Linked DNA regions of Homo sapiens: region 2 is linked to region 1. Evidence: read pairs that join two places in POLR2A ChIA-PET (ENCODE). Cell type or tissue: PC-9. All regions are shown on one strand.

The links. Peaks named below come from ENCODE experiments on the same cell type or tissue, not always from the same donor. Only the 100,000 strongest peaks of a DNase experiment are listed, where the experiment ranks them.
Region 2: POLR2A ChIA-PET joins it to region 1 with 9 read pairs; 2 of 35 experiments call an interaction of 5 or more read pairs at or near these places.

What each region holds. Positions count from the first base shown.
Region 1 is chr12:110,327,892-110,332,891 of GRCh38, reverse strand. ATP2A2 (ATPase sarcoplasmic/endoplasmic reticulum Ca2+ transporting 2) reads right to left here. Exons shown (of 20, transcript NM_170665.4): 8 at 4,875-5,000; 9 at 207-295. Among named protein-coding and RNA genes, the nearest start is that of ATP2A2, 49 kb to the right of the region's middle. In PC-9, no CTCF peak of the experiment used is centred here; no DNase peak of the experiment used is centred here; H3K27ac peaks cover 1,068 bases.
Region 2 is chr12:109,963,992-109,968,991 of GRCh38, reverse strand. It overlaps GIT2 (GIT ArfGAP 2), which reads left to right. Exons shown (of 20, transcript NM_057169.5): 8 at 1,489-1,534; 9 at 3,415-3,466. Among named protein-coding and RNA genes, the nearest start is that of GIT2, 30 kb to the left of the region's middle. In PC-9, no CTCF peak of the experiment used is centred here; DNase peaks (open chromatin) are centred at 1,381 and 2,251; H3K27ac peaks cover 1,790 bases.

The DNA.
Region 1 (5,000 bases):
GCCCAGAAGATGCAAAAAGATGACTGGATTATAACCTTTGGTTCATCTTTCAAAGTTTTTGTTTTAAAAACATTTACTACTTTAGTAATAAGTGTTGACTTGAGCCACATTCAGAAAGCTGTCTTAACTTTGTAGACATGCTGCAAATCAATACAAATACTAAACTGCCACACCAGATCCTTTAAATGAGGAGGAGGGTTACTCACACTTCTCCAATAGGTGCATAAGTTGATCCAGTTATGGTAAACTCATTAAGGGAACAAGTATCACCTTCCACTCTGTCCAGAATGAACATCTGTAGGGGGAGAGCGCATCAGAGTATTTAAAAGGGATTTTTAAAAAATGCTACACAAATAAACTACCTTTGTTAGCTTAGGACAAAGGCAAACAACCTCTTTCATTTACGAAAACAACTTTAATAAAACTCACTGAGGCTCACTCAGCATCAGCAGTACTGTCCCTTACCCTAACTAGCTTAATTATATTAGACTGCTTCGCCCATCACACCCCCGACCAATCGAACAGTATGAAAAACAGCATCACTGAGGTGCTGAATGAATGAGCAGCAGTGGCACCAAAGACACAACAACCCACACAAAATCCAAGTTATGAGGACTCCCGGTCAGCAAAAGGTCAGTTCCAGAGACAAGTTACTCTTTAGATTGCTCAGAATCCCAAATTTCAAATGGCTGGCTGTGAGAGTGGTATTAGGTAGTCCTGCCTTAGAGCTAAGCACAAAAGCTTGGGAAGAATAAACTCACATTTCAGAGTTGCATAAACATTTCCCGAGTAAAATAAGACAAACTGCTTCTCTGCTCCTTCCCACTTATTTTTATTGTGGCAATAGCTCATGTTCTATGAAGCTGCATAACTATATGTATACAGTAAGGAGCCCGCAGAGCTGAATGAATTGATGTTCCCTAGACAATACAGATGGAAGCATGCTTAGGAAAGGATTAATTTTATTTTTTAAAGCGACATAAGCTATTTTCTTAAAGATAATTTTTCCACTGCTTGATTTGCATTCACAAATTATAATTCAGAAGCCCAGTTTGGAAAAGTAAGATTTAGGCTTGTGTTTTCATTGCAAATGAAAACTTGTAAAACCTCCTCTAAAAAGAAAAAATTACAGAAAGTGATGTCAAAACTATATTTTCTCGTGCTTTCTCTGAAATATGAGCAATTAATAATCTGATCAAATCATTCTCTAAGGGGAATTTAAAAAATGTAAAACTCAAGTTAAACAGGCCACGTTGAGCTGGGCACGGTGGCTCACGCCTATAATCCCAGCACTGAGAGGCCAAGGTGAGTAGATCATGAGGACAGGAGCTCAAGATCAGCCTGGCAAAGATGGTGAAACCCGTCTCTACTAAAAATATAACAAATTAGCCGGGCGTGGTGGTGGGCACCTGTAATCCCAGCTACTCAGGAGGTTGAGGGAGAGAAGTGCTTGAACCCGGGAGGCAGAGGTTGCAGTGGGCTGAGATTGCGCCACTGCACTCTAGCCTGGGCGACAGAGCAAAACTCCGTAATAACAGCAACAACAAAGCTATGTTGTGTTTTAAAAACACATCTTTTCAGAGCAATTCATCTCACATTCAATAAGGAAATTAGTTAATCTTTATTTTAAAATAACTTTTTTTTTTTTTTGAGGTGGAGTTTCACTCTGTCGCCTAGGCTGGGTGGACTGCAATGGCACGACTCGGCTCACTGCAACCTCCGCCTCCCGGGTTCAAGTGATTCTCCTGCCTCAGCCTCCCAAAGAAATTATAGGCGCCTGCCAACATGCCCAGCTAATTTTTGTAATATTAGTAGAGACGAGGTTTCACCATGTTAGTCAGGCTGGTCTCGAACTCCTGACCTCAGGTGATCCGCCCGCCTCGGCCTCCCAAAGTGCTGAAATAACAGGCGTGAACCACTGTGCCCAGCCAAAAATGTGAAATTCTTTGAGTCTATACCAAAGCCCAAAATATTCTAAAAGACATTCAGAATCTGAATCTACATTAGCTAAATCTAAATGTACTTAGACATTTTTGACTGTGAGCAAGTCAACCATTTAGGATATGCAGGATGAAAATCTTCCTAAGTCAAGGGCAGTTATGCAATACCACTGCAAGAAGCCTCCTGCAGAATACCAATTAGCACCAGCTTCCTGTTGTGAGGTAGAGCTTCACTCAGAACAGGCAGGCTTTTTCTTTATTATAAGAAAACATTTTAAGCCAAGCCATTCAAGGGAGAAAAGAACAAAAAAAAATTATAGTGAACTGGGAAACTGAAATTTTAAAAATTACAATTTTACACATGGCTTTACACATGGCTTACTTTCACAGACATAAAGACTATTCTGAGGAATTAAAGCTTTCAGGCTAAGTGAGACACAAAATCGTAAATAAGAAAATTCCCTTTCTCTTCCTGAAACAACCAGTATGACAAAACTGACTTTTAGCCAATTCATCCAACCTTTTGGTTCCAAAAAATAAGAACTTAAGTAGCTCAAACACCTTAATATCCTGGAGAAACCTAAGACAAACCTAGAAGCTTTCCACTTTGAAAGTTGGAACACCCCAGTTCTGTCAATTCTAAATGTGGGTTTGGACTTCACAAGGAGCTTGCGGGGGAGGGAGAACCTGTATCTAAAAAATCATCATGAGCTTAAAATTGGCAAGATAAAAATTCACAGGGCTTAACTGATTATAAAACAATTTCCGATGTTAAAAATAATTATCTAAAACCTGACAAAAAGGCCAAGATAACTACACCCTTTCAATATCATACAGAAGCATTATTTAACAAGCCCATTCTAGGAAAATGTAACACTGTGTTACTAAATAAATGCTCATGTTATATGAGGTTTCCCTGTAAGACATTAGTTTTGTAATCTAACCTAGCAATCCCTATTCTAATATTCTAATATTGAACACTTCCTCAAATACAGATTCCCTTGCTAATTAATGAGCCGAATAAAATATGTGACAAATGTCTACTCTGTATGAGTCATGTGTACCTTTTGGAATAGACTTGTACCAAGTTGTTTAAGCAAAACCTAAGGAAAGTGAATTATACAAAATAATCCAGCTGTATAATTATTGCATTATTTATTCAGTTGTTACTTTTCTAACAGCAGGTTTAAATTATTTATTTTATCAAATGATGGTCAAAAAATATAGGATGGCCGGGCGCGGGGGCTCACGCCTATAATCCCAGCACTTTGGGAGGCTTTCAAAAGCGGGTGGATCACTTGAGGTCGCGAGTTCGAGACCAGCCTGACCAACATGGAGAAACCCTATCTCTACTAAAAATACAAAAAATTAGCCGGGCGTGGGGGCGCATGCCTGTAATCCCAGCTACTTGGGAGGCTGAAGCAGGAGAATTGCTTGAACCCAGAAGGCGGAGGTTGTAGTGAGCTGAGATCGGGCCATTGCACTACAGCCTGGGCAACAAGAGTGAAACTCCATCTCAAAACAAGAACAAACAAACAAACAAAAATATATATGATGAATACACAGAATAAAGCAAGTTAAAAGCAATTTTAGTCAGCCCTCTGTACCTGTGGGTTCCACATCCACGGTCAACTAAACAGCAGATGGAAAAAATAACTGCATCTGTACTGAACATGTACATTTTTTTCTTGTCATTATTCCCTAAACAACACAGGTTAACTATCCCTAAACAACACAGTTTAACTATTTACATATCATTTATAATATTACGTTAGGTACTGTAAGTAATCTGGAGATGTTTTCAAGTATACTGGAGGATGAACAAGGTTATATGCAAGTACTGAACCATTTCATTTCAGAGACTTGAGCATCTGCAGAGTTTGGTATCTGAGGGAGGTCCTGGAACCAATCTCTAATGAATACAGAGAGATGACTATCTACTTTTTGAGAAAAAGCACGCTTCATTCAACATGTGATAGAAAAACCAATTAGGACTTCAGGTAGGGAGGTTAACTAGCAGCTTTCTCTAGAACTTGTCTATTAACATACACCTAGAGACAGAGGATCAGGAAAATTAGAAAGGAGGCTGAGTGTGGTGGTTCATGCTTATAATCCCAGCTCTTTGGGAGGCCAAGGCAGGAGGATCACTTGAGCCCAGGAATTCAAGACCAGCCTGGTGACATAGTGAGAACCTGCCTCTACAAAAAAAAATAAAAAAACTAGTGGGGCATGGTGGCATGCACTTGTGGTTGCAGCTACTTGTGAGGCTGGGGTGGGAGGACTTGAGCCTGGGAGGTTGAGGCTGTAAGTGAGCCACAGCTGTGTCACTGCACACTAGCCTGGGCAACAGAATGAGACCTTGTCTTTTTTCTTTTCTTTTCTTTGAGATGGAGTCTTGCTTGTCGCCCAGAATTGAGAGCAGTGGTGTGATCTTGGCTCACTGCAACCTCCGCTGCCCAGGTTCAAGCAATTCTCCTGTCTCAGCCTCTCGAGTAGCTGGGACTACAGGTGCACGCCACCACTCAGCTAATTTTTGTCTTTTCGGTAGAGACAGGGTTTCACCATTTTGGTCAGGTTGGTCTCAAACTTCGGACCTCAGGTGATCCACCCGCCTCGGCCTCTCAAAGTGCTGGGATTACAGGCGTGAGCCACTGCGCCCAGGCTTTTTTTTTTTTTAATTAAAGGAAAATATAATTTCTCTAATTCTCTTACATCTAATACAAGTATATCAGCCATACAGATATCCTGTATTTTGTGAAAGTTTTAGGAATTAAATGATTAGATCCTCTCAAATATTAGAAATTAAGCTCAGGCTATACATACAGCCCACAGAAATGTATGAAATTACAAATCAAAAGTTTTGATGGCATGAAGGCATATTGGTAGGATGAACAAAGAACCACGACACGGAATATTCTAAATTACTCCTCTTACCCTGCAGACTGACATCTGGTTTGTTGTAAGTGTACCAGTCTTGTCTGAGCAGATAACAGAAGTACAACCAAGGGTTTCCACAGACGGGAGGCTTCGAACAATGGCATTTTTCTTTGCCATTCTGCG
Region 2 (5,000 bases), 360 kb after region 1:
AGCACGTTGGGAGGCTTAGGCAGGTGGATTACCTGAGCCCAGGAGTTTGAGACCAGCCTAGGCAATGTGGCGAAACCCTGTTTCTACTAAAAATATAAAAAAATTAGCCGGGTGTAGCAGTGCACGCCTGTAGTCCTGGCTACTCAGGTGGCTGAGGCATGAGAATCGCTTGAACCCAGGAGGTGGAGGTTGCCAGTGAGCCGAGATCCACGCCACTGCACTCCAGCCATGGGGGGCAGAGTGAGACCCTGACTCAAAATAAATAAATAAGCTGGGCACAGTGGCTCACACCTGTAATCCCAGCACTTTGGGAGGCCGACGCAGGCAGATCACCTGAGGTCAGGAGTTCAAGACCAGCCTGACCAACGTGGAGAAACCCCATCTTTACTGAAAAAACAAAATTAGTTGGGCGTGGTGGCGCATGCCTGTAATCCCAGCTACTCAGGAAGCTGAGGCAGAAGAATCGCTTGAACCCAGGAGGCGGAGGTTGCGGTGAGCCGAGATTGCGCCATTGCACTCCAGCCTGGGCAACAAGAGTGAAACTCTGTCTCAAATAAATAAATAAGTTAATTAATTAAAATTAAAACTCAACAGTAAGAAAACAACCCAATAAAAACTGGGCAAAGACAAGATATGGGATGGCAAAAAAAAAAATCACATGAAGACAAGCGTGGCATGATTAGTCATTAGCACAATGAGATGCCACAGCATACCTATTAGAATGATTAAACTTTTAAAAACAAAAACTGAAAGTACAGGTGCTGGGAAAGACAGGAAGCAACTGTAACTCTCACATTGCTGTTTGGAAAACAAAGTGATAGCGCTACTCAAGGGAAAAGGTCTGGCAGTTTCTTACCAAGTTAAACATACATTTACCATATAACCCAGCATTTCTACTCCTGGGTCTTTACCCAGAAGAAAGATAGACTTATGTTAAAGAAAAACCTACATAGGAGTGCTGATAGTGGCGTTATTCATTGGCACATGGATCAGTGTTCTCCAGGAGCTAGATTAGGGCTGAGTCAGTAAGCTTCCTTGCAGATGGAGTCCCTGTCTGGATCTGCAAAGGCCACCTGTCCCAGCCCTAGCTGTTTTATACTAATAGATTCATTTGAGCAAGACCTAGAGCTCATCCACTGTCCCACACCGTGGGCTGATGGACACCTGCTGTGAGCTGATTCAGCTCCCTCAGCACACTTTCCATGGCCAAAGATCGTCAGTTACACTGAGGGCAAACTAATCGTCGTGATTGGGGTGAGCATAGGTTTCTGCTAAATGATGCCTGGACCTTTGTACCAGAAAAAAACAAGGCTATGAGCCTTACTACTAGCTGGGTCTTCAGGAATTTTTAGCTAGTCTAGCAACATGACTCGTCATTATGCACAAATACTAATCGCAAAACTTAGTTTGAGGAAATAATGGTGATGTTCCTTTACAGATCTTATCAACATTTCTATGAACAAAACTTTGACTTGGTTTCTGTTTCAGATCACAAAAATGGACAGCACTTTATAATACCTCAAATGGCAGACAGGTAAGCTCATTGAAATACCAGTTAGTTTTGTCTATCGCTAATATTTCCTTGGTTGTATTATGTTTAAGTATATTATATTTTGTGTTTAACAAAGCCCATACATTTTTCTCTTTTATGGCTATACCATTTGGAAATAAGACGGCTGTAAGTAAACCACTATATAAAACTTAAGTTTCAAAGAGCACAAGTAGCAATTTTACTAATAGGAAAATTGAAACCAGTGATATTGTCACTGTTTTAGCCAGTTGTGACAGTATTTTGTATTTATTTATTTACAGAATACTTCTGTATTATAGGAGATTACATTATCTATGACAGGGGTTGGCAGACTTTTCTTCTCAAGGGCCAATTAATAAATATTTTAGACTTTGTGGGTAATATGGCCGCTTTCGCAACAGCTTAACTCTACTGTTGTAGATGAAAGCATCTGTGGACACTCTATAAATGAATGGGTGTGTCTATTCCAGTGAAATTTTATTTCTGGACACTGAAATTTGAATTTCAAATAGTTTTCACGTTATGAAATATTGTTTTTTCTTTTTGCCCCCAAACATTTTAAAACGTAAAAACCATTCCTAGCTCAACTGAACAAAAAGAAGGCCATAATTTTTCTGACCCCTGGTCTATAAGAGCAGATGAGTTCATTGCTACAGGAATGATCCTTAAACCCTTGTTTTGCAAGTTACCTTTGCACGGAAACTGTCAAGAGTTTATGAAATGACTAACTGCTATTCCAGATATAATCTTGCCATCCTGATCTTTTACATCTTCCCTTTTTGTTTTGTTTTGTTTTGTTTTTTTTTGCTTTGGTAGAGACAGGGTCTTGCTCTGTTACCCAGGCTGGTTGCAAACTCCGGGACTCAAGCAATCCACCTGCCCTGGCCTCCCTATGAGCAACTATATCTGGCCTTGTATTTTCTTTTCTTTCTTTTTTTTTTTTTTTTTTTTTGAGACAGAGTCTTGCTCTGTCGCCCAGACTGGAGTGCAATGGTGCAGTCTAGGCTTAGGGCAACCTCCACCTCCCAGGTTCAAGCAATTCTCCTGTCTCCGCCTCCCGAGTTGCTGGGACTATGGGTGTGTGCCACCACACCAGGCTAATTTTTTGTAATTTTAGTAGAGATGGGGTTTCACCATGTTGGCCAGGCTGGTCTCAAACCCCTGACCTCGCCAGGGCAGTGGCTCACACCTGTAATCCCAGCACTTTGAGAGGCCGAGGCGGGTGGATCACGAGGTCAGGAGTTCGAGACCAGCCTGGCCAAGATGGTGAAACCCTGTCTCTACTAAAAATACAAAAATTAGCCAGGCACAGTGGCGTGTGCCTGTAATCCCAGCTACTCTGGAGGCTGAGGCAGGAGAATTGCTTAAACCCTGGTGGCAGAGATTGCAGTGAGCTGAGATTGCGCCACTGCACTCCAGCCTGGGTGACAGAGTGAGACTCCATCTCAAAAAAAAAAAAAAAAAAACAACCCTGACCTTGTGATCCTCCCACCTCGGCCTCCCAACGTGCTGGGATTATAGGCGGGAGCCATCGAGCCCGACATATTTTCTTATATCATGCTTTTTTTTTAATACTTCAAAAATTGTGACTCCTCACATAAGGGCCTGGAAGGTAACCTGGCAATAGCTTTTGTCGTTTAGTTGGTGGACGATTTTTTTTTCCTCTTTAACACTTACATGATTGTGGTATTTCAGAAGGAGTTACTTTCACCAGATTGTTCTGTTTAGAGCTCCTCACTGACTCTACTGGGCTGTAGAATGCTTGGTTCTAACATGGTCCATGAACTGTAATTAATATTTTTATCTCTTGGGTGTCTTAAACTTTACAGAGTTCACAAGTCTGGCTTTATTTATTTGCTTATTAGCTTTGTATGTTTTCTTAGCAGCCTGGATTTGTCTGAATTGGCAAAAGCTGCTAAGAAGAAACTTCAATCTGTGAGTATTTCTCTGTACTGGTTTTCTCTAGTATGAGAATCAGTGCACCCTGCTGATACCTACTCTGAATGCAGGTTACCTATTGCGTCTGATGACTTTATTTCATACTTTTATTTGTTAAACTAGAAGCAGACTGTTGAGTATACAGCAGTGATGACCACAAGGACTATTAAGTTCAGTATATTCAGTTCATTGGTTCTGCTTCAGATAATCTCATTTTTCTCTATCATGTAACAAGTGCAGATGGCACCTTTGGCATTAGGCAGTTGTTCTCCTCAGGAGAGTTCCCTAGTTCCTCTCAGTGTCATGAGTAAGTAGGGCACGCGTTCTTGGGGTGACTTAGCCATGTAGGGTTCTAGAGCTGGTAAATGCTGATGCTGAAATGGTGGCGAGTCCCATAGATTCACTGGCTGCCATTTGGATCCAGCCATATTGTAAACCTCTTTCCCATCCCATGCCATTCATCAGTGCTTTTTAAATTTCTGCTGTTAAAAGCTGGTGGTCTTGGCCCATGTGCGTGCTCAGAGTTTGCCGGCTCTGTGCCACAACCTCCCTTTAGCCTGTGTCTTTCTTCCAGACTGCCCACCTCAGCCTTAGGAAAGGCCTAAGGGCCCAAGGCCTCAAGGCCCTGGGAAATCTACTTCTCTGGGATTGACTTCTCTTTGTCTAGTTCTCTCACATGAAGCCTCACCGGGGCACTTCTCTCCACTTTAACCACCAAAGTATACTCCTCAGCTGTTCCCATTGCTCTTTGGATCAGAACCAAGATTCTTAACTTCTTTTTGTAACCTGTAAGGGCATCATTCAGCTCTCACCTTTCAGAGATTGCCCTGCTTCCCATCTGGTTCCGTGTGTGTGTGTGTGTGTGTGTGTGTGTGTGTGTGTGTGTGTGTGTGTGTGTGTGTCTTTAGATTAACACCCTCTGAGGCCATGAGCTGCACATTCAAGTCCTCTTCCAGGAATCCTGCTTTGCCTACAGCGTTTGCCTTTCCCAGCTTCCATCTCTCTGATTCAAGGACCTGAAATCTGACCAGTGTAGGTAGCGGCTTTCCCAAAGCCTGACTCTGACATTGCAGCTTCCCTCATTTATGACTTTCTCCTCATTTCTGTTTTCACAGAAGACCCTTTACTAAAACTTCATATAATACTCAGTATTAAATATTACATTAAATGAATTTATCCTTACTAGTATTTAACTGTATTATGAAATAAATGTGTTTTATGCAATTTGTTTGGTGTCTCTGTGTTCTGTATCTACAGTTTTGTGTGTCTGTGTGTTTTATTGCCTTAAGGAAGTTGTAAACTAAGATGATCAAGATGATAAGCTTTGGAGTCAGATAGCACTAAATATTGTGTGATTTCCTTTTAATTACTCACAATCTGTAAGTAAATTTTATTATAAATAATTCAAACCTAGATAAAAACCCACGTTTTCTTAGACTATCCTACATTTGCTTCACTGGAAGCTGCATGAAAGCTGAGATTATGCTTGTAATATCTCTAGCACGTGGCAGGCATGAAGTAAAGACCTGGA